2 separate regions of the Homo sapiens genome follow, and region 2 is linked to region 1. A link is a loop called in an ENCODE intact Hi-C map of the cell type or tissue named here. Cell type or tissue: MCF 10A. All regions are shown on one strand. Each heading gives the region's core, and the rest is flanking DNA. Links, peaks and the distances in the headings are about the cores only. Region 1 holds the start of LOC124903501 (a long non-coding RNA gene). Region 2 overlaps RORA (RAR related orphan receptor A).

The links. A loop is a pair of places that touch in the nucleus more often than their neighbours do. Peaks named below come from ENCODE experiments on the same cell type or tissue, not always from the same donor. Only the 100,000 strongest peaks of a DNase experiment are listed, where the experiment ranks them.
Region 2: a loop joins it to region 1, with 18 times the contacts of the local background. A loop is called at or near these places in 17 of 110 quality-filtered maps.

What each region holds. Positions count from the first base shown.
Region 1 is chr15:61,828,687-61,840,989 of GRCh38, forward strand. It overlaps LOC124903501 (a long non-coding RNA gene), which reads left to right and starts at 6,009. Exons shown (of 3, transcript XR_007064668.1): 1 at 6,009-6,091. RefSeq lists enhancers at 1,927-2,792, 2,793-3,657. In MCF 10A, for the core only: CTCF peaks have their summits at 5,606 (motif pointing left) and 7,000 (motif pointing left); DNase peaks (open chromatin) are centred at 5,595 and 6,995.
Region 2 is chr15:61,188,369-61,200,671 of GRCh38, forward strand. All of the region lies in intron 1 of RORA (RAR related orphan receptor A), which reads right to left. LOC105370841 (a long non-coding RNA gene) reads right to left here. Exons shown (of 2, transcript XR_007064661.1): 2 at 1-12,303. Among named protein-coding and RNA genes, the nearest start is that of RORA, 35 kb to the right of the region's middle. In MCF 10A, for the core only: a CTCF peak has its summit at 6,990; a DNase peak (open chromatin) is centred at 6,973.

The sequences.
Region 1 (12,303 bases), core at 2,494-10,493:
GTGCCTGGCCACGTTCTGCTTTGTTAAAGGGTAAACTAGCCCAGGTGTGGTAAATATAATGCTCTAGGGTGGAGACCAAGCACCTTGGCTCCTGCTATCTATTAAGTAAATTACCTTAAGTAAATGTGGCGAATGACAGCATTTACCATCAAGGGCTGTGGGAGAATTCAGTGAAATAATAGAGGTAAAAACACCTAGCACAATGCATGATGTGTACCGAGAATATCAGAATGTTAGCTATCGGCCAGTTACTCTTTAGTATGAATGAGTAAATGGTGGGTGCCCAGCAAGTGGTCTTGAAAGGGGAGCAAGGATGAGGAGCCTCCTGTCTTAGGGAGGAGCACCCTGACCAGGGGAAAAGGGAGGGAAGGACTGAAGCCCAGCTTTGCTGATGTCATAGATTTGGCCCAAGGATGTAGTTTGCACTGATTGCTTTGTCACCTTTTCAGGTCACCTTCCCTCTCTGGCTGTCTCATTCTTGAAGGCAACAGCATTATTGTCCACTCTTTAACCCAAGGTGGGAGAAGAGATGAGAATCAATGCCTTTTCTAAGGAGAATTATCAGCAGGCCTTTGTTGGTGGGGGCTTCTCATTCCTGGTTTGTGAGGTCATTCTTGTGGACAAACAGAATAAACCAGAATTTGGCCCGCCAGGGACCTCGAGGCACCAGGCCAGTTCTGAGCTCAGTTTAATTTCACCAGCCACAAATCTTTCTCAATGTCATCCAACACATTACAGGCGCTTAATGAATATTAAACAATAACAATAACAAATCATTGTCTTCAACCTGCCGAGCCCCCTCTTAGTACTAATGCCAGAACTTGGTTGGACACTTTTGGGAGAAAATCCTGCCCATCTCCTTGGCATCCCAGCCCTGCACCCAGGGGCAGAGAGCTCACAGGCTACAGTGAGGACAGGTCACCGCCCACAGCAGGGGGGTAGGGCGTAGGGAGGAAGCAGGGAAAAGATACACGGCAATGGCCCCGAGCTGCTGCCAAGCATGACCAGAGCCTCTGTGCCTGCGGTCGGTCCATGAAGCCTGCCACCATCAGCCAGAATGCCTCCTCCTGCCCAGCCACCATTGTGACCCAGCTCCCGCCATCCAGGAGGGCCAGACTCCACCTCACCTGTCAATGCTGAGCTCTTGGTCATGCCACCTGCATCAAGAAAGAGCTGATCAGGAGGAAGCACTCTCCCCTGTGTACCCTTGGACCTGTTCGAGTTCGGGCCATGCACACATATTATCTATCAAAAAAGCTACATTTAAAACACTTTAAAGGGAGGACTGAAAAGCTGCATGTAGGTGAGATAGGTCAGACAACTGTGTTTTCATAGCAAAGCTGGCCACTGTGGAGGGAGGAGAGGTAATGCAAATATTTGTTGAATTTGATTTTCTTCTTCATAGTTAACCTGAAAAAAATCCTGGTGGGGCTACATATGGCAACGTGTGTTTTGTCTTAGGTCCCACCCCTTCTATGTGTGGATTTCCAAGTCAAGCAGAATCTTCACCCATTACCAATGAATGTGCCCCACCCTGGCCTGGACTCCTCTTTCTCCCGCTATGCACAGGAAGGAGGATGGAGGATACAGGAAATCATTCAAGAAGAAAGATTAAAAAATAAAAGGTTCAGAAGAGGCAGGAAGCTAGAGAAACCAATGTGAAGAAGATGGAAAATGGGAGAACGTGTCACAAAGAAACAGCAAAAAGAAGAAACCCAGTGTTAATTAGGCCCCGGGGCCCTCAGTCACCCACGGTAAGTGGTAAATTAACTTCTCTCCGCTGCATCTGGAATGGTCCTAGTTATGACTATGAGAGCATCGAAATAAGTGGACAGGTGCATCCCGCAGATGCAAGTCCAGCCGTCCTGAAGCAGCAGAGCCTCTCACATGCTGCAGGACAGACACAAGGAGCCTCCAGCCCAGCACCCAAAACCCAGGAAGTGCCTGATAAATACTTGTTGATGGGAATGAAGAGCAGCCAGGCATCTGCAGATTTGAGAAATGCCAGGGATGGTTGCTGTCACTCAGCCAAGGGATCCAGAGAACCAATGAGGCCTAGATCTAAAACCCATCTGACTGCCCCAATTAGCCTGGAAGCTCCAGGAAGTCAGCGACCACATCTCAGTCATCACTGCAGCCCTGGCCCCAGCCAGGGCCTGGAACAGGAGGCATCTCCCCGTGTCATCTGACTCTGCAGGGAGGTGGGCACCAGCGCAGGCTGAGGGGACACTGTGGGGAGGGGACGCTGTGAGTGTCCTCACCTGGAGCTCCAATGGAGAACACTGAGAGTGAACCACAGGCAGCCAAGGCCAAGGCAAAGCTTTGAGCAGCACAAGGAAGCAGGAGGAGTCGTGGCCCTCTTGGCCCTGCCATGGGGCACTGCGGGAGTGCACTTCGGTTTGGAGGTGGTGGGGGTAGGGACACCCCTGAGGTATTTCCACCCACATTGCCTATGTTGCCCAACCAGCTAGATGGCCACCTCGCGGAAACTAAGGAAGCTGTGGTTTGTGTGAAGGGAAAGGTGTCAGGAAAGTGTGGCACCCCACAGGGACCCCAGTGTGGGGCAGCCGCTGGGCCCCACCGGGAATAGGAGACTGAGGAAGAAGGCCTGCAAGGTCAGAGCCCACTGATTTCAAAACCCAAGTGGACTTCATTCCTGAAAGGTAACGTCATGGCCCCGTGGTGAGGACGGATAATCTGTCCACACTGCCAGTTGCTCCTCACCTGAGGGGAGAGGCTCGGTGACAGGGGCAGGAAAGGGACGACTTGGGAGCTACTGGACAGAGCTGGCACTGGACTGAGCCCACGGAGCAGGCTGTCTGCACACACTACCAGGTCCCAGACACACCAGCTGCAGCCACTAACACTGGCAGAGCCCAGCAAGGGAGGCAGCAGCAGTGGTTTTCCTCCTTCCGTTACAGATTTCTCAATCAAGGCCCAGAGAGGTAAACTAATCTGCTCAGGGTGGCCTGGCTAACAAAGGAACAGAGAACGGTCTCAGGTTTCTTGCGCTGCTCCTCCTCTTCTCGGCATCACACTGCCTCTCCCAGGGTGGAGGCGTGGGCACTCGCCCTCACTCTCTCCATCTCTCTCCCAGCAGATGCTTACAGGGTGCCCCGTTGTGGAGGGCACAAGCTGGGCACTGCGAACAGAGCGCAGCCCCTGTCTGTGTGACCCACAAGGTCCACTGGCCCTGGGGTGGGGCACGGGGCAGCATCAATCCCTAGTGGTCTTGGCTTTCAGTCTTTCAGAGCCTCCCCTGGGGCACTGCCCCACCTCTGCCGAGAGTCCAGCGTTCACTCATCCTCCCCCAGGGAACTCGAGGCTTGGGGAGCTATTAATAAATACAGTTTCCCCTCCACACACCTTCATCAATCAAGCGGCAAGAACCTGGGGTAAGGCACAGCTCCAGGAAGCCCCAGCTACGATGAGCAGATAGTACCTGGGCAGGCCTCCTTTGCACCCCTAGGCACCAGCATGGACCTGTCTTAATCACCAGGCCCCGAAGAATGACACAGGCCTCCACAGCTCAGGGAGCTCCTACAAATGAGGGCTCAGGTCAGCTCTAAAGACAACTGCCCTATGCCCTAGAATCCTCTTGACAGAGGCACAGTCCTTCTGTGTCTCTGAAGGTCATGCCGTCCTTCAGGTATTGGATTGCAGTTTCTAAAAAGACCTAGGAGCTGTATCTCAGGTGAACAGTGCTCCCAGCCAGGCAGCCCGATCTGAGCCGGAGGCCACAGCCACGTCTCCCTCATCTTCGTAGACCCAGAGCCACAGGTTCACCTCTGAGCTTTGTCACCACCTACCCCTTCCCTGGTGGCCACAGTGACATGTCTCCCAGCTCTTCCCAGCTCCCTGAGCAGAAACAACTGTCCAGCTCATCTTTATTCCCTACAGTAACTGGTCTATGAGCACGTGATAGATATTTGTTAGAAGAGGATTATGGAACGCTTTGGTTGATAAAGAAAGAGGAATAATATATTCCTTGAGCTACATGTTTCTTGATTTCTTTCTGGGTGTACTGTGGAGAGCCCATTATGTTAGTTCATTTAGTTCTGACGACAATGTGTTGATGTGGGTAATACTATTATCCGTATTTTAGGAGGAGGAAGCTGAATAATAGGAAGAGCCTGGGCTGGGTTTCAAACCCAGCCTGCCTATCCTGGAGCCACATTCTCAGCCAAATGTAGAGCCCTGCTTTTCCCTATCAAAAAAGAATGGATTCCCAGGGATCTGTCTTTTTCTAAACATCAGCATGACTCTGTTTCATCTTAATTGCCTGGCACACAGTAGGTGATCTATAAATGTCTAGGAAAGATTAATAAATGAATGTCATCAATGTCGATGAAAAAGCAAATATTGAAGGAAGAAAAAATTTAAAGATGGGCACTCTGTTCTGAAGCATTATCAGCAATTTCATGGTGTGTGTTTTTTGTGTGTGTCTCATACGCAGACACTTGCAGGCACACACATACCACACAAGTCTATGATCTCAAGTTTGAGAAAGTGAATATTAATTACTTCTACAAAAAATATTACAGGCTTTTCTATCCCCCAAGATGTGCTTCAAAACTGTACCCATGTTGCAATTCAACCTTCCTTCTGCTAATCTCACTATGCCATTTAAACTTCTACTGTCTTTATACGGCGGCGCCAAGGGTTTAGGCAGAAGTGTAAGAGATGAGAGCCCAGAGCTTCTACATGGGCAACAGTGGGATCTATCCTGGATCCTACCCTTTCTACCTAACCCGGGAACTTGGTAAGGTCCTCAGTGTCTCTAACCATGGCTCACACACTCCTTCAGGTCTAGCTGTGTTGTCTTTGTGCGTGTGTGTGTGTGTGCCCGTGCAGCGCATGCACACCCAAGAAGGTCCAAACTATTCCCAAATTTAAATCTTTTCTCTCACCATAACCCTAAATACAGCATGCACATTAGAAACATATATCCAAATATGGGGTTCAATAATGAACCATTGCCTCATCAGACATTATTTCCTCCAAAATGTATACAAACACTTAAACCACTCCTTTTATTAAAAAAAAAAAAGAGCAAAAAAATGAGGACCAACAATCTATAAAAGGAAATTCAGATAGAGATGGGGGAAGTGGCAGTGGTTTTGCAGTTTCCAAAGGTGAGCCTCCAAGGGACAGAGCTCACTCAGCATCTGCCAGCTAATGAGGTCATCGTGATCATTTCTTTGCTTTAAGAGACAGGGTCTTGCGCTGTCACCCAGGCTGGAGTGCAGTGGCGCGAACTCGGCTCACTGCAGCCTCAGCCTCCTGTCCTTAAGTGATCCTCCTGCCTCAGCCTCCCAGAGTGCTAGTACTACAGGCGCATGCCACCATGCCTGGCCCTATGGGTGGATTTGACTTTGGCCACTCAATGCTCCTTGGAAAAGCCCCCTCTACTTCAGAATCCAGTATCCCCTTTCCTCACCACCTCCCAGCACTGACATTTAGAGTTTTCACAAACATGAAGTCCACACCACTCTAAACAAACTCTTGGATGCTCCATTTTGCTCACTTTGGCAGAAGCTGAGCTTTCTGTCCCGAGATTGAAAGAGGCACGAAGCTTAAGTCACTCCGCCACCCTGTGGCCAGCGAGAGAACTGCACGCTTCCCGCGGGACAGAGGCCGGGCTCTGGAACAATGAGCTCACAAGCCGCACACAATTTTTAAATCCATCATAGCACCTTTTAGGAGCACCTCTTCAAAGGCCCTACAGTAGTTCTTAACTGAACTGGAAATTGCCTGCTTTCCATACAATTGTACACAAGTGTTCTTCTGTTTAAAGGGACCGATTCATCTATTTCTGGGTGCTTTGTTCTCCAAAACAGTGTGGTTAGAAATCACCCCCAGGTTTATCCAGTTCATCCTCCTGCCTCAAGGAAGGACGCCCTTCAACCCATTCAGGGAACACACGTCGCTGCCGTTTTATGAAGAGTATCTGAAGGCAGCGTCACAATCTCCTAAAACGCACCCATGTGTTTGAAGGTCAGGGGCTCAGAAGGTTTTCTCTAAAGTCAAACCCAAATTCCTGCTGCTGCAAAGACCTGAGGAAGTACGAGCAACCCCTGCTGAATCTGATGTGAGTTCGAGTCCTAATTGCAGGACTTACTTGCTCTGAGCCTTTCTGTTCTGATCTGTGACGTGAGGGGCGAGGGTCATTCTTCCTGCCCCTGCCTTACGGTTGTAGGGGCATCCCGTGTGCAAAAGCACCCTGTAAGGCTTTTAAAGTGCGGTGGGAATGTGGCTCCGGGTTATTCTCATCGAATGTTCCACGGTGTCAGAAGACATTCACAGAGGGGCAGGTTGCACAAAACGAGGTCCTTAAACACAGAGCTAGGAGGAAACAGAATGGGGTAGGTGCCGGTTAGGTGGACCAGACATATCACACCCCCCTGCTCAACTTGGGGGTTACAGTGCACGCTGAGAGCGGGCCACCGACAAACCATGAACCAGTGACCTGCTCACTGGCATTTTGAGCCGACAGTAACCCCCCTCAGCCACAGAGTGCCAGTGCAGGAGTTACTCTGGCCAGGGCAGGGAGGCCCGGGGGCTCTGTGACACAGAGCTTGCCCCGATCACGGAAGCCATCTGTCCTGGATTTTCTGGAGTTCTGGTTTCAAATATTCCAGTCTATTGTTCCAGCAAAGACACAGGGCTTTGCAGGGTCTGACAGCTGGGGTTCAGGAAATATAGCCCCAGAACCCCATCCTCGCAGCACCCTTTTGAATGGAAGAGACATAAACGATCATAAATGAAAAACCCTCACTGCGGTCTCTGAAATCCCACTCCTGAAGTGAAGGGCTCTCACTGTGGCCACCCTGTCCAGGAAGTCGGGGGGTAGCCTGTTTCGGGGTTGGAGCTGGAATCCTCCCGAGTCTGTGATTGGCCAGGACTCTCTCCTGGGACCCCACACCGGAGCCCAAAGGGCAGGATCAGAAGGGAGAGGCTTCCTTGGAGCACGGGCACAGCTGGTGGCTGGGCGCCCTCTAGTGGAAGATCAGAAAAAGACAGCCTGGAGGGATGCAAAATGAAACTCACCAAGCAAGCCAAGTGAATTTTTCTCCTGAATTTTCTTTCCCCTGCTTCAGGATTGCCAGCAGACATCTGCTTCCACGTTGACTGGTAGGCAGGCTTCAGTGCCTCCTATGATCCAGTCTAGGGAACGACCTTCAGTTCATAACAAATCACAGAAACCTTGGAAATTTTTCTGAACAGCAGCTCTCTCCACCTCCAAGAAAAATAATGAAGTTTGGTGTTTGGGCCGCCTGCCTCCTTGATGTGTTTCACACATGATTCTCCTGGTTTAGGGAACTTTCAAGTTTGGGCATCAAATACATGCACAGCCCTTTCAAGTAGGAGGTCTGAAAACCAAGACAAATAGTGGCTGTTCTTTTTCAAAATGCCTCACTTCATTTCCAAAGCATTTGGTCTTTTTATTAGTCTCTTTAAAATATCAAATCCATCCTGCAGCACACATCCATTTGAACGAACTAGACTCCAAGAATGCTTCGAGCGGATGCACACAGTCTTATTTTGTGGGCATGCACGGAGATGGGCCTACACTTAAAAATGGTGAACATTGTAAATTAAAAAATTGATATTTAGCCAGGCGCAGTGGCTTATGCCTGTAATCCCAGCACTTTGGGAGGCCAAGGCCAGCGGATTACTTGAGGTCAAGAGTTCGAGACAGCCTGGACAACATGGTGAAACCCCGTCTCTACTAAAAATACAAAAATTAGCCGGGCGTGGTGGCGCATGAATCCCAGCTCTACTCGGGAGGCTGAGGCACGAGAATCGCTTGAACCCGCGAGGCAGAGGTTGCTGCGAGGCAGGATCGCGCCACTGCACTACAGCCTGGGCAGCAGAGAGAGATTCTGACTAAAAAAAAAAAAAAAGACATGTAAATGGAGTTACATTTACATGTCACCACACAAGGGTTATTATTATGTTTATGATATACTTTTTGCAATTAATTTTTCTGTGGCTTTAGATACTGATAAAACCTATTAAACATCATAACAGTATTTGAATGTGGATATTTAACAGGAACGTTGGATCAAATTTTATAAAATCAAAGAACATTAGGATGTAGTATCTCTTACTTGGTTCCTCTGAGCACTGAGCGCCATGCCAGACACTTTACACACATGATCTCATTTAATTTTCCTAACACCTCCATGAAGTGGGTAGTATTATTTCCATTATATTGTTAAGAAAACTAAACAGAGACGCAGAATGACTGAACAGGATTCCCCTCTGTTTGATTGAAAAGTCTATGGTCTAACTGGTCCACTTTACTGCCGCCTGTGTAAGTGCCGTAAGTACAAGCAAGAATAACCCACTTCTAAACTACTTAAACCAGAGGATGCTGATCAAATGAAAAACATTTAAGACAAAAAGAATTTCAAAACAGAAAGGTTAAATTAAGTAAACGCTAGAGAGGAAAACAATGTAGTATAAGTATTCAGCAAAAGGCTTTTATACAAAGATGTTTTTAGAAAAGAAATGTGATTCTAAACAGTGTCTCCAATCTAAATTACATGAAAACATTTGAAGACTTGAAGACCAAAATCAAACTGTGCACAAAACAGTGGTACGTAATCCCAGAAAGATTTAAAACACAAATTTACCAAAATCACAGCTTCTGAATAACAGATTTGAAAACATAAAATAGATACTCACTGCACAAAGACAACTTTGGTTCTTCTTTGGTAAGACTTTGGCACTTACCAAAACATTATAAATAATGTTAAAAAAAAAAAAAAAAGAACTTCAAATGATTAATCTTAAACTTCACCTTTTCTAAAATTAAATGCCTCCAGTCTAAGGACCTGGCTGCTTGGTCTGTAAAGAATTTAATTAGCATTTATAAACTGTCAGTGTAAATATCTTTTCAAGAGACATATATGATGATTTTAATTCAAGAAGCCAATTCAGCATTTATAAAAGGTAACTAAATCCGTCAGTATGCCTGTCCATTTTTCCTTTTGCATTAACGAGACTGAGTTTCATAATTTAATTCTGAAGCATACAATTCAAGTATGTTCAGATTAATAACAATGTATATATTAATATATTACATATATATTAATATGTTTATCGCAAGATAATTAAAGTAAGAAAACTGTATCTTCCAGGTTTCAAGAGCAATGAAATTATCAAGTTCATTTAGACCTGATTGTGATTATTTCTCTCTCACCTTGGAATTCTCTAGGCCCAAAGGGTCCAGAGAAGCAGAGACTGTTGCTTCTGTGTCCCCAGCCTAGTGCAGTGTTTAGCTCATGGTGGGTACACAGTAAATGCTTCTTTAACGGATCTGTGCTAGCAAATTCTAGGGTACAAGTTGGATCCCTAGAAAGGTTTCTGCATTTCACCAAGGACAAACATACCTGTATCCTTTAAAAAAAAAAAAAAAACTCTAAGCTTATTGCAACTTGGGCTTTTTACTCATAGTTCAAACTACTCAACCTACTAAAGGACTGGAAGTGCTTTCAGAATCAACCTACTCAGTTCGCATCAAGGAGACAGACTGAGAGAGGTGAGGGCATCCCTGAGACCCTTGCCCAGACCTTCTCACTACAAAATTGCTATTCCTCTCTTATGTCTGTGGAGCTGAGGCCTCACAGGGTGCTCACATGGCAGAAAAAAACAGCTACCTCAAGATAAACAAAAATATCTCTTCTCTGTCCACAATGACCAGCCACCTGTCACATTCTCAGAGTGGGGTGACCCAGGCAAACATTGCAGCAATGCTGTGGGCCTCGCTTGATGCCATTGGAGGTGAGCTCGGAGTCCCTCCTCCTTGGCAGCTGGGAACAAGGAAAGGGGGCAGGTTAAGAAAGGGAACTTGGAGGAACAGAAGGGAAAATCAAAAGGCGGAATCAAATGCAAGAGGCAAGAGATATGTCTGTGCAGGTCATTAATCAAGCCCTCCAACATGGCCTTGTTGTGTTGTGCTGGGTCTCCCACGGGGATTCCCAGCCCCACGAAGACAAGAGCTATTCTGGAGGAAGCCATGAGGAACTTCTTTATGCAAAAGCACTCCCTAAATTCCTCACCAGAAGGACGAAAGACATGGTGCGCGTTCTCGAAGAACAGATTGGTGGGAGCTTACGTTTCCCTAGGAGGTCACTTTATCGCTGTTTATCTTTGTTTTGACAGAGATGTTGCATCAAAAGCAAAGGTTTCTAGAAGCAACAAGGTAACTGTCCAAAGCCCTGGTTAGTTAATCAGATCAGCCCCCAGACATGGGTGTTTCAGACAAGTGGGTTCTGCCTTAGAAGAGGGAGATTTCCAATCAAAATGCGTAATTAGTGGCTAAACAAGAGATGCGTAGGGCCAGCCAGCTGTAAATGCTAAATGAATGTCCATAGAAGGTCAGAAGTTTACTGAATCTGAACCAGATTCCTGTCAGGCCACACTATGTCCAGAAACATTTTCTTACCCAGAAAACCTTAGTAGCTTGGATTGCCAAAGTAATTCAAGTGAGGCCTCTGCTCTATCAATGAAATATAAAAGTTAGATAGAGCTAATTAATAGTATAAAGCATCACTTAAATTACCTTTCAAGCATTCTCAATTACCTTAGAAGAAGCAATTGACAATCATTTGGTATATGAGATATGAATCAACTTTCTCTAATTCATTAAAGCAGGTCCCCCAGAGCCCTGGCCAGACCGTACTTTGATAACCTAGTTTAAGTTATGGAAACAATTTGTACCTGAAAGTAATAGAATGGAATTGCCTTAGAAATCCCCTTCCACATAGTCTGCCATTGTACTTTTTTTTTAAACTATACTTTATAGCATTTCTATCTTAGAGGAAAAGATACCTGCATTGTACGCAGCTGTCTCAAGCCTGACTTCTTTCCAGTGTTCTCCTGGGCAGACCCCTTTCTTCCCTGGGACTCAGTTGGCCTCTCTGTAACACGAGGGGCCTCGTCTCTGAAGTTCATTATCACTCTGAGGGTGCTTGGTTCCCCATTGCTCCGGCGGCCATCAGACACCTGAATCTAACCAGCCGCTGCATTGGGGCAAAAATGTTGACTCAAATGTCCACAATCTCTAATGTCAAAACCTCAAAACCTCAAAAATGTCTTAGGCGAATCAGTTTCTCCAAAGAAAACAAATCTATATTTTTGTCTTGTTTTCTTGGCCTGACTGCCAGGCTGAGCGGAGAGTGTGAGGAAAAAGGCGACTGGGTCCTCCTTCATCAGAATACTCATTTCTCCTGGGCTTCTCCCCATGCTCAGTGCAGCTCCTCAAACAGCTCCTCAAACTGCAGCTCCTCAAACTCCTCAAACTGTCCCTCTGGGACAGGGCCTGTGTCCCAGAGCTCAGAAACTCTCTGGGTCAATTTCTCCAGGGTCAATTGCCGTCCCAGGTCCCCCACCGCCACCATCCCACACTTAGCCCTTTCCCCCACCATCTCCTGCCAATTCAGGAGAAGGGATATTAGCAGGCTGCGGAAGGCTGGGGATGTCTTAAATTTGCTCATTTTAAGACTTCGAGTTAATCCCCTTGTTTTCAGTTTCATGCAACACTCGGGATTCTCTTTATGAGTGTGCAGCATTCAGATGCTTACTATTGTCGACAGCGTCCCCCATCAAAGCCTCTGGGTTCCAGCTTTATCCGGTTTGCTAAGTCAATTGCAGTCGTTCCTCCCCTCAGTGTTGTTGACATCTCATCCACCGCGCTTACCTTTGCCGTTCCTCCACTGGCATTGGGGCGGGGGACGGGAAGAGTGCAGACACATATGGGGTGGAATCTTGCTTCCTTTAACCTGATGCCTCCAGGGTGGAATTCCTTAGGTCGTTTGACCCTCGCCTCTCTTCCCATTTTTCCCTCCTTGCCTTTTGCCAAGACCCAGAGTCACTCCAGGACCTGCTCTCTTCCTCTCACAGCCTCCTCCCTCACTGAGAGGCCTCCCTTAAGATCAGTCCCTCAGAGATCTCTGGGGCTCTGGCCTGTGAGAGAAGCCCTCTCTGCATTTTGGGATTGGCACAGCTGTGGAAGAGAAGAAACGTTCCAACAACCCGGCTGTGCTGACAAAGCTCTTCAAACACTGTCCTGACCATGAATGAGGCCTCTCTGTCTCCCTCCCTCCCTCCCTCCCTGTTCCCTTCCTCCCTTCCTCCCATCCTCCCTCCCTTTCCTTCCTTTGTTTTAAATATAAAAAGTTTCATGTACAGAAAGTGTACAAAATCTTTTTTTTTTTTTTTTTTTTTTGAGCCAGGGTGTCGCTATGTCATCCAGGCTGCAGGCTGGAACTCCTAGGTTCAAGCAATCTTCCT
Region 2 (12,303 bases), core at 2,791-10,790, 640 kb before region 1:
GTGGGCCGGGTTTGACCCACCAACGGGGCCTAGTTTGCTGACCCTTATTCTGGGGCAGCAGTGCCCAATCTAAGAACCCAGGTACCAGTGAGTTCTGCAAAACTGGAGGGAATATTTTAAAAATTCTAATGGAAAACGTGCAACTGTCTTCATCACAACAGCACAGGCTAACCCGGATCTCTTGGCTGGAACCATATGGGCCACCTGTTTTAAGAGCACCTACCTCACATTGTCTGAGTAACAACTAGGAAATAATCATTAATGATTTAAAAATAATAATTTAAATAAATAATTAAAAAATCAAAATACAGCTGGATGATCAAAGTCTTTCAAAACATGGGTCCACAATGGAGAGAGGGCAGGTGATAAAAGTGGCCCCACTGGTCCTCTTCTTCCTTTGATAGCAAAGAGGGGTCTCAAAAACGTCTAACGTCACATGTTTCCTAAGAGATTCCCTCAAGGAGCTCAACACACTTTTAATGAAGTAGAACATCATCTCCTAACCTACGAGTGACCAAGGTCAGGGTGAAAAAGCCTTACCCCCACTTTCAATATTAAGAACTAATATTGCAAGTACTCACCGAGGAAGAAAAAATTGTGTAAGCTCATCAGAACCAAGGGCATTACCAACCCACTCTCAGATTTTCTAGAACAGTATGAAAAAATACACAGCACTGGGGAAAGAAAATAAGAGCAAGGGGGATGCAAGAGCAAGGAGCCCCTGCTTCTCTTGCTGAGTTGCCAGGTAAGAAACAGCAACCCACGAGCCTAAAAGCCATGTCTTCTTCATCTTTGACCCCTTAGTGTTTAACACAGTCCTTAAATGTCCCTTGAATAAACGCATTTTTACATTCATGATAGACATTATAAAAGATTTAAAAATGAACATGAGATGATCTTTGCCTTCTTAAGGTTAATGGTAAAATAATGGAGAACGACAAAGGAGAAAGACATAAATAACATCCAGTGCCTGTATCCACGCACTCTATTTGCTGGCTCCCACTCGGCAGCTATGGGCTCTTGTTTTTGAGAGGATCTTCTCCAGCCTGTCTATCTGGTTTCCCACCTCCTAGCTGCTCTGCAGTAGATGATTCAAAGGATGGCTGGAGAAGGAGCCCTGTGGGGCCAGCACAATGTCAATATCCCAGCAAGAAGGAGGGCTGCAGCCTCCACAGGGCCCCAGGTGCTGAAGACAGAACAGATATCTGGCCAGGTGTGGTGGCTCACACCTGTAATCCCAAAATTTTGGGAGGCCGAGGTAGGCAGATCACGAGGTCAGGAGATCAAGACCATCCTGGCTAACACGGTGAAACCCCATCTCTACTAAAAATACAAAAAATTAGCCAGGAATGGTGGCGGGCACCTGTTGTCCCAGCTGCTCAGGAGGCTGAGGCAGGAGAATGGCATGAACCCAGGAGGCGGAGCTTGCAGTGAGCCGAGATTGCACCACCGCACTCCAGCCTGGGTGACAGAGCGAGACTCTGTCTCAAAAAAAAAAAAAAAAAAAAAAAAAACCACAGATATCCATCATTATTCCAGCATTATTTATCATGGAAAAAAAACAATACCAAACTGCAAACAACCTACATGTTTGTCAATAGGGATGAATAAATTAATACATGTCTACACCAGGTGAAATTTTGCAATTTTTAATAAAAAGAATAAATGAGATTTATATCTATTGGCCTGAAGTGAAGCTCATTATATCTTTTAAAGTTTATCTGTTCCTCAAACTCCAAAAGCCTGGTGAGGCTAATTCTCATGCTTATCAATAAAAATTACTTTTCTCCGTCAATTAGTATTTGGTCCAGAAAAAAAAAAAATCAGTGTGTCTTGCTGTAAGAACATCAGTGTGCTCAGAGCTAAAATTAGGAAACACACACAAAAATAAAACCTGACTTTACAAGGGGCATTTTCCTATTAACAAAAGGGACACCAATAAGTTCTATAAAATTGATTGTTTTACACGGTGCATGGAAAGCATGATGTTGCATAGAAACTAAAGTGATATATGTCCTGCATAAAGTGAGGCCTACCTTTAAATATCAGAAGATGCTTTCCTAAAAAATAAAATCATGAGATAGATTACATAAAGAGTTCAAAGGACGCTGGGCATGGTGGGTGGCTCAGGCCAATAACTCCAGCACTTTGGGAGGGCAAGGTGGGCAAATCGCTTGAGCCCAGGAGTTTGAGACCAGCCTGGGCAACATTGCGAAACCCCATCTCTACAAAAAATACAATGGGAGTCTAAGGGAGGCTATGGGAGGCTAAGGGAGGCTCAGGTAAGGAGGATCTCTTGAGCCTGGGAGGCAGAAGCTGCAGTGAGCCAAAATGGCACCACTGCACTCCAGCCTGAGTAACAGAGTAAGACTCTGTCTCAAAAAAAGAAAAGAAAAGAAAAAAAGAATTCAAAGGAGAACTGACATATCACCCAGTGGGTATATTACAGAATGCTTGCATGTATGTGTGTGTGTGTATGGTTTTATATATATTTATATAAAGTATAAATGCTTTTGCTTATATATATGAATCTCATTTTCCCACTGGCTTTCCTTAAAAACTAAACAAAACACAAACACCTTACTGATCGTTAGTAGCTCGTAAGCTGATTTTTAGCCTTTCAGCTGAGAGGAAATGGTCCAAAAAAAAAAATACTAAATGCATCAGGGAGATTTTTCATACATTCACATTTCCATGTGGGAAGCAGCATTATATAGTGGAAACAACATAGTCTTTAAAACAGAAGAGATTTGTATTGAAAGGCTGGCTCCACCGTTACGGATTTGGGCAAAGCTCTGAACCTCTGTTTCCTCATCTAAAGATAGGAATAGCTGCACTTTCCTTGCACCATCATCATGCGGAATGGAAACACTACACATGAAGCCTCTGGTACAACTCTTGGCAGAGTACACACTCAGGAATTGTCATCTGTATTATTATTTCACAAGCTGACATTTTTTAAAGGAAAGCACACCTAGGCTGCCATCTCCTTGTAGCAAAAAAAAAAAAAAAAGAAAGAAATCAGTTCTGATCAAGGGCACATCTAATAGTTGAGAGTGAAATGTGAAATGGGAAGATGACACCACCACACAACCAGCCCCTTCCTCATTCATTTAGATGTGTCCCAGGACACCACAAGGCTGGCTATTGTACTTCTTAGGCTGTGTCAAAACCATTTTAGTCAAGCCCAGTGCTTTGCAGATAAACACATTGCCAACCTTTAAAATATTCATCTTCCCCTCTATCGTTCCTTCCAATGGAATTGAGACACTGACTGCTTATTGGTTCTCCCTTCCCAAACAATAAGAACAGTAAAGTGGTACTCATGCAGACGCAGCACACATAGTAATCCAAGGACAACTCTGTCCATCAAGGAAGCTTCAGCAAGACCCAAGGTACCAATGGGCTCATTTATGATTCTGTGTCCTCACATTCTGTAGTCTCGCATCTGTTCTGAAAATCTGATGGTTTATAAAATAACAGGAATATTTAAAAATTAGGTCTGTAGAGTGGGATAGGTCTGAATGTCAAATACTATTGCCATTCAAGCTTCGCTTCTCTAAGAAAAGCCTGCCTAGAATGAAGATACAACTGCTGTCCAGGCTTAATCTAAACCTTGCTTAATGGTGCACAAGGTACTTGGGTTGACAGAGCTACGTGTAGATTTTAGGCGGTAGCTCTCCATAGAGCATGTTGCATGCAAACAGAGGTCGTGTCAGCACATGTCACCCTTAACCAACACGGTGCTATTTAAGTAAGTGCCAACCTGCAGTTTCAGCAATTGTGATTTATTGAGAAGGGTGGTGTGAATAATGCGGAGGACTTGACCATTGGCCTTTAATTCCTCTCATTTAGACAGGCTGCTCTTCGCTATAAAATAGTCATTCTGTAAATTAATGTGTTTTATTTTAAAAGTGACATGTTGTACTGGCTTATGCCTAAAGGCAAATTACTCTGGATTGCCAGTTTCCTAACCAGGCTACAAGGGATCCAGCATACTCTACCCAGAGTAGAGGAAAAATCTATACAATCAGTAAAAGATGACAATATCTACCATCCGCACCCAAGACCCAGGTACCCCATTCACCAACAATGACATACCTGCTACAAAATAAGGGGTACAGTGCTCAGTAACTGAGGACCTCTCTGCAGCTCAGCACTGGGCTCTGCCTCATCTACCAGGAAGCACCCCAAAGACAGTGTCTGCCACAATTCACTGTGGTCTACACTGCCCTGAGACCCAAAGCCAGTCAGGCAGTGAGTGAGTCTATTGCTTTCCCTTGGTTAGCAATGAATAATGATTTATGGAATAGATTATAATGCACACTGCTACCAGTACACATCCCAACCTACCATGCTCCTCACTGAGTATGTGATTTGTTTCCTAGAGACTTGAGTTCACCTCCCAGCTCTGAGACTCTGGTTGTCAGAGAGTTCCAGTGAGACCCTTAACATCTCAGTCTACATTTTCTAATCTGTGAAACGGAGCTAACACTTGCCTTACAGGGCTGTTGTGAGGTCAAACAGACAAGGTACCTATGGCAGTGATTGGTCAACAGAACAGTGTTTGCACATACTAGTTGTTGCTATTCCTATTATCTTATAACTCCTTGGCACGAAACCTTCAACGACTCTCTGTTATCAAGTGAATAACAATGAAACTCTAGCCCAACAATCAACGCCCTCACCAGCCCCTATTCTCTCTCCTATATCTTTCAAACTCCCAATAGGAACCATCTATTCCAAATATACGTCATTTTACTTATCCCCGAACACATGATGCCAATTCCTACCCCTCACACTTTGTTTCTACCATCCTGAAATACTTGTACTTCTGTCTTCAGCAAAGCTTAGCCTATCTAAATTCTATACTTTCATAAAACAATAATATATTTTTAGAATCTATATGTGTTCCACAAGAATAGGCACAAGACCCAGTCCTACCACTGGGTGTACTACATCCCAGCCCTGCACAAAGTTATACTGCTGCAGGGTGGAGAAGGAGGTGTCACATGAACCAGCCTAAGCTAGTGAGTATTTTTTTAAGGATTCATTATAGAAAAAGTTAGACTTTTTCCCTTAGGTCTCTTGCTGTAGAGGAACTGCCTGTGAATAGAGAAAAGCCAACACAGGAACACTTTGACTCCCTGGATCCAGCCCTTCCTGAAGTTTGATCTCCTCCTTAAACTTTCTAGTTATATGAGCCCATTAATTCTCATCTTTACTTAAGATAGTTTGAGTCTGTTTTTCTCATTTGAACTCAAAAGAGCTATGACCAATACCAATAATAATAATAGCAGCTCCATTTGCTTATGAAGAAACATCATGTTAATTGCTTTACATATGCAATATCCTAACAATTCTGTAATTTTACAGTTGTGGAAATTGAGACCCAGAGAGGCTCAATCATTTTCTCAAGGTCACACGAATAGTGACAGTGTCAAGTGTCACCAGTCCCAGCTTAATGCATTTCCACCATATGCCACCTTGAGACACTAACCTTAGCGGATGGCTCCAGGGGCACGTAGGAAGGGTTGTTGCTCTTAACGCGGCCCCTTTTTCAAGAATTGCTGTAGTTGGAAGCAGCTCCACAGTAATTTCCTATAGCCCTGGGGAGTATGCTTTTACCAATGGCACCTCTAGATGCCCTTCACTCTCTCTTGCAGCAGGGCCAAGACTGATAACGAATGGCCCGTGGGAAGCGCACGAAGTCCAACGTGAATCAACGATAGCACTAATGAAATTGCTTCAAGTTCTAGAGCAGAAGGTAAACTGAATGCCTTTCAGAGACATTTGAACTTGTGCCCTTCCAAGTTCCCAGAGAAGAAAGAAAATGCACATGGGGTGCAAGCCAAGAGTAGGAACAAGCCATCACATATTTCTTATTTTTACTTAAAATCTGTAACACAGGCCGGGCGCGGTGGCTCATGCCTGTAATCCCAGCACTTTGGGAGGCAGAGGCAGGAGGATCATGAGGTCAGGAGTTTGAGACGAGCCTGGCCAACTTGTTGAAACCCTGTCTCTACTAAAAATACAAAAAAATTAGCCGGGCGTAGTGGTGGTGCATGCCTGTAATCCCAGCTACTCGGGAGGCTGAGGCAGGAGAATCGCTTGAACCCGGGAGGTCGAGGTTGCAGTGAGCTAAGACTGTGCCACTGCACTCCAGCCTAGGAGGAAAAAAAAAAAAAGCTGTAACACTTCCTCACTTCGACCATATTGGTGGAGAAGGCAGTATTCCACATACATCATTCCATAGACAATGGCCATTTGTCTATTTTTTCACGGTTCATATTTTTGAATGCAACATTGTACATTTCAGCGTGGCAGTAAAAGGGCTTCCTGAACCTTATTTCATCATGGCCTAAGGCTTGGAGGTTATTAGGTGGTATAGAGGATTTCTAAAACACAGGTAGAGCCACACGGCCTGGGTTTGTATTCCAGTCATATAATTTTCCAATCGTGTGACCTTGGGCAAGTTAATTAACCTTTCTAAGCTGGCGTTTTCACCTTGTAATATAGAGATAATTGCAGTACCATTCTCATTGAAGTGCTGTGAGAATTAAGTCAATGCAAGTAAAATGATTAATATAGCACCAGAACAAAAAAAAAAGCCCTTTAGTTGCTGTTGTTGTTAATAATAATAATATTGTTAATGTTGTTATTTCAACATCACCAATTATGATTTTTTTGTGACACAGTGATGTCTTTAGGATCTAAAGAGGTATACAGGTGGATTTACCTTATCCCAAAATAGCCCCGGTCTTTTTAAAAAATGCATTCTGTAGTTCTTCTGACTCTGTAAGATTTTAGGTTGTCAGCTGTTACTGCTGTCAGGATGGATGTTACTTACATTCAGCTTCCAATATATAATACAGTGCAGCCAAGCTCGTGAAAGTTATGCATTAAACAAGATTCATACCATTAAGGGTTGCAGTAACTCTCTCAGCCACTAGAGGTCTACTCCACATTCATGGGTTCGCTCTTCCCAGAGGTCTGCAGGTCTAGCCAGAGCTCCATGCTTCAACAAACCAAACCACACTAGATACGGCAAGGATTTCCTTAACCTGGCATTCACAGTTCTCCACAGAGGGGTTCCGATCTACAGTTCTAATCAATCCCACTATGTATTACACACAAACCATGACTCCCAGAACAAATGCATATTCTCATTGTTTTCCACATGGACCTCAGCCTCTTCATCTCTGTGCTTTGACCCTACTATTGACCCCATTGATAAGCAGTTGCCGGCCTTCTCCACACACAACCCCCAGCAGTCTTTCCACCTGTCCAAATTTTCATCCTTCCAAAACTGGTCAGATCCACATTTATAAGAAGCTTACCTAGTGATCTATCTTCTCCTTTGAACTCACTGAATTTTAGGTCTATACCACTCACTAGTCAATGAGTCACAGCCTATTTGTGACATTTCTCGTATTACTCTGTGCCTTTATTTAACTCAGGGCCTACTGACACTTTGCCTCTTCATCTAGATGGTAAGCTCCTGAGGCCACATCCCACGAGTGTCAAAAGGGACGAAATGTCTGACCACTTACTGAGCACCTAATATGTACGTGAAAAGCACAATGTTGGTCATTTTATAATCTTGATCAATAAGCCTACTTGACAGATATGTCTATTCCTTTTGCAGAAATTGAGCCTTAAAGAGACAAAATGACTTGGCCCCTAAGGCCTCACTGCTATTTTAGTAGCAAAACCCACAATTGCTTTTGCACCAACCTAATAGTAAACCAAGGGTCACAATTCAAATCCAGATCTGACCCCAAAAGTTACGTAATTTTGCCCCATTATATCACATCTATCCAATATTGCAGGCAGTAACTACTCAATAAATATTTAGGGGTAACTTGAAGAGCTGGGTAGCAGCTTATGCTGAATAGCTGCAATATCAGACTATCATCAACCAGTAGCTTGCATCACCAATCCTCAGACCCCCTGAGTCCGTGTGACAACTTAGCAGCTCAGCAGTTTACCTGATAAGCCAGGACTATTTAGGGATGGAAAAGCCTCCTTCTCCAGCATTCCAGCAGTTCTGAAGGTCCTGTGCCTGGCCTCACAAGCCCATTACAGGTTGCAAAGATCTAATGATCTTCTCAGAAGGAAACTGAGGAGACAGGAGGCACTGAGAAGCTGCACAAGCAGCACTTGCGTGATTCTCAGAGAGTACATGAGGCTAACGCACACGCTTTCCCTGCTAGCAGCTTTGTAATTCCAGTAGCACTACGACTCAGTTAGCCATAATATTATGAAATATGTCTCAAACAACTGGATTTCATTTCAAACAGCATAAATTAACAAATTGCACATGTGCACAGAGCATCTGCTTACCTAATAATTAAGATATTTAAAAAGTCACCTAATGGCACCAAAGTCAGAATAATGGAATAATTGTTACAGTGTTTTAAAAAAATTTTAAGACACATAATCCAGTCACCCGTGCAGCGCATCAAACGGAGGGCTGCTTTTTCCTGATCTCTTTGAGCACCGTGTTTGGATTAGCATGATGTGAAAAGCAGCAACTGCTGTTATGTAACTAAACCCTGCATATACAGTTGTCAGTCTGGGTAAATTTAACTCTGCAGGTTTAAGGCAGAGCTTGCTTGCCAGAGCAGAACTTAGGAAACAACAAAAATTTAAAGACATATTGCCCCAGGGACCACAGGGGAAAGCCGATGAGGGAGCTGTTCAGGCAGCAAGGTGCAGAAGGCCAGCGTTACTTCCCGGTGCCACACCCGGGCCTTAGCCCCCTGTAATAGCTGGTTTGAAAACAATGACTACTGACAAGAGCATGGTTGTTCAATTACAAAGCTGTCTGCATTTTCCCTCTCCCTACATGGCAATAAAGGCACTTAGGGGGCCTAATGTAGTTTGGAAAGAAAGGCACTGAAACCCAGAATCAGGGGGAGACTTTAATAACAGGTTGCCTTACAGGGAGAACAAAGTGGATCCCGTCTCCAGGCAAGGGCTCCCCCGTTCCCATGGTGTGGAGAAGCCTGCCAAGAGCCGAACCGCGGCCTGAGTTCTAAGCACCGCCGGTCATGTGGCTCACGAGGAGCCCATCCATCTTCCTGCACCTCAGGTTTGCCAGATGGAAAATAAGGGATGAGGGTTAACTCTCTGGTGGTCCCTTCCAAATCTCTCATTTCTCCCTCTGGTTTCATTGGCAGATCTATATTCACTACAGACAAGGAATAACTCTGTAGGTAACCTCTCATTCTAAACCGGGCTCCGTCAGGTGAGGCTGAGAGAAGGACATTCACTGGGAACCGTCAAGATGTCAAAAAATATCAATCCCATGGGCCATGTTTCCAATCCTCCTACCTCCTACCCAGACGAACTCATTACGAAACAGGTTTGTCCTGGATCCCATCCAAAAAGACCTGGTGAAGTCAAGCACAACGAGGAGGTTCCCACTTCTCAGGTGTCTCTCCATGCACATCTCAATGCCTTAGGGAGAGGGTATAACCAGGGAAGAGCCCACCACCACACGCTGAAGGGAAGATCCCTCCCAGGGGGTTCAAGGGAGGCTGGAGAGTGGTACTGCTTTGGCTGCTGCTTGTTTTGTGTGGTATCAGGGACATATTCCACAAGGATGTGAGTAGACTCGAAGAGATGCTCAAATGACTCAGAGCATTTGAAAGATTTTCCACTCTGTTTTATAAACGCAACAGGGCCAGACTAGAGGAAGCAAGTGAGACGCTCATCTCAGGCGCAGGATTTAAGGGGATCCCAAACAACTCAGCCATCTAGATAAATAACATTTTAGTGCAAATTTAAAAAAATTGATATGGATGCAAACAATCCATGATGAGCAAAATACCAAAATGTTAAATAAAGAGAGCAGCAGTCTAGGTATAAGCAGACAGCCAGGTTCTTTTAAAAGAGTGGGTCTGGCTCGTGTAAAATAAACCATTGTAACATCTTCCAATCCCACTTTAAATTTAGATCTAGGAAGATAACCTAGATCTAGGAGACTTGAGTGCTGATGATTTACCCACATTCTCATCTTTGTCATATCCACATCTGCATTTGCTAAACATTCTCATCATGGATGTTCGGGAATGAGCAATACCAGCCGCAGAATTGTACTAGGAGGATATGCCAACAAAAGGTACGCAGCTTCCATCCTTTGAAACTAGACTGAACAGAAATTTTCAAGGACGACTGTAGGAAAATTCATGTCCTGGAAAGAAGTATTACCCAAAAATGTTCAATTCTAAAACGATATTTCTTTGAAATAATTATTTATTTGAGTAGAGATAAAGCTTTGGCCTGCATTATATTCTCTCAAAAAAAAAAAAAAAGACAACTACTATATATACTGATACCTATTTATTTTCTGGAAGTGTAGTTCAGCTGATGCCACCCCCAACTCAAAAACCTCAGAGGGCTCCCGACTGCCTGTAAACTTAAATTCAAATTCCAGAGCCCAGTAATCAAGAGGCTTACTCTCCATACTAATTCCTATGATTTCCCTTAACTCCTCCTTCTTTCACTCACCCGCCAGCAGCCCTGTCCATTCTCCTTACCCAGGCTTTCCAGCCTTCCTGCCTTTGCTGAGGCTCTTCCCTCCTAGGAGCAGGAAGGCCCTTCTCTCACCACCTGCTAGCCCATCTCTCCTTTTCTAAATCTTATTCATTCTTCCCATCTCAATTCTAAAACTGCCTTCTCTGCGAAGCCTTAGAACTCTGTTAGGTGCTGAATTATCAGACAAAGAAAAGTTAGCAAGTGATGGCCCCAAGTAGCTTTTGCATTTTAATTTAACCCTAAATTAACCCAAATGCTTAATTTACCAAAAATGCCTCATTTTCAAAGCATACTGATTATTCCTTCTCTGCTCTCGGGAGCAGTGCCAATAGGGGCAGGAAAGAAAGGGAAAAAAAAATGAGAAAAAAATAAAGCTTCTTTTCCTCATGGACTCCTGGAACAAAGCAGATATTCAATAAATGAATACACGAACGAATCCAATTTTTTATGGACAAGAAGTTAGTCCAATGGCCCCAGGAATCAGATACAGATGTACAAGATAAATATTCTCTGTATCCCAAAAAACCCACACAAAGAAACACACACTACTCTCGGCCCAAGCAGGGAAAGAAAGAAAAATCCCGTTTTGACTCCTGAGGCTTAACTGGGATTCCCAGCTCTCCCAGACCTGTGCTGCCTGCCCTGGGTGATTTGTTTCCGAAACTAAGGACCTGGTGCTCAAAGCCTGATTTTCTCCATGCAAAGCCATTCAAAACCATCTTAGTCACACAGATAGAAGGTGAAAATATATTGCAAGCAAACTACTGGACTGAGGTCTAGTTTATCAAACCAATTACACTGAGATGTTATGGGAAGGGGGGGAAATGTAATCACATATGACAAGGATTATCAAAACTGCTTACACAGTAAATCAGGAAACTGATAACAGGCTGACAATGGCATATACCTGACTGAGGAATTTCAGGATTCCCCAGGCTTGTAAAACAGAAATAACAACACAGAACGAGCTGTGCCGTGCTGTCGGGGACTGGGATACACCTGGGTGAAGGGTGGAGGGTGAGAAAGGCCTGGGACAGGTGAAGCAAGAGTCTGTCTCAAGGACCCTTCTCCAAGACCTTGTTTTGCAGGGTGCCCTTTCTTGTTACACTCTTCAGAAACATCTTAATGGGTCCTGACCTTGGTCAACACAGAATTAGAGCAGTAAGTCAGGGGTGACATGAGGAAACTCCTTGGGGAACAGAAAGAGACACAGAGAAATCAAAGTTGTGGTAAGGACTGGGGTCTATCAGAGCTCCACCTTGACAGGAGAGTCGGGAAAAGAGTCATTCTGCTTCGTTTCTGGCATCAACTGACTTTCTGAGGAATGGCCTAGAAAGCTATATGGGGCTTCACGAGTAGGGACGTGCAGGCACACTGAGAAGCTCTCGCTCCTTTTTGGACCCTGCCTTTCAGGGTGTTGAGAGGCCATCCAGGGCAGGCAAAGGCATGCAGAGTGGTGTCATGTTGTACCCCAAATAAAAGGGCAATAAATTAACTTTCTGGAACATAGAGTCACCGCAGGATCCATCGGGGCCCAGAGCAAAAGCAAACTGCAGGAGATACCAAATGAATCACTGACAGACAAGACACCAAAATAGAGGCCCTAAATAAAGCAACTGACCTGGAAAAGGAAATAAATACCTACATTTTAAAGGAGGGCTCTCCTAGTCTTCCCTGTGCCTCACTAGGTTTGGGGTTTTGTTCACAATTGTGGCACCTTGAAACACTCTAAGAAGTTTGGCTGACTCAGGAGGGCAC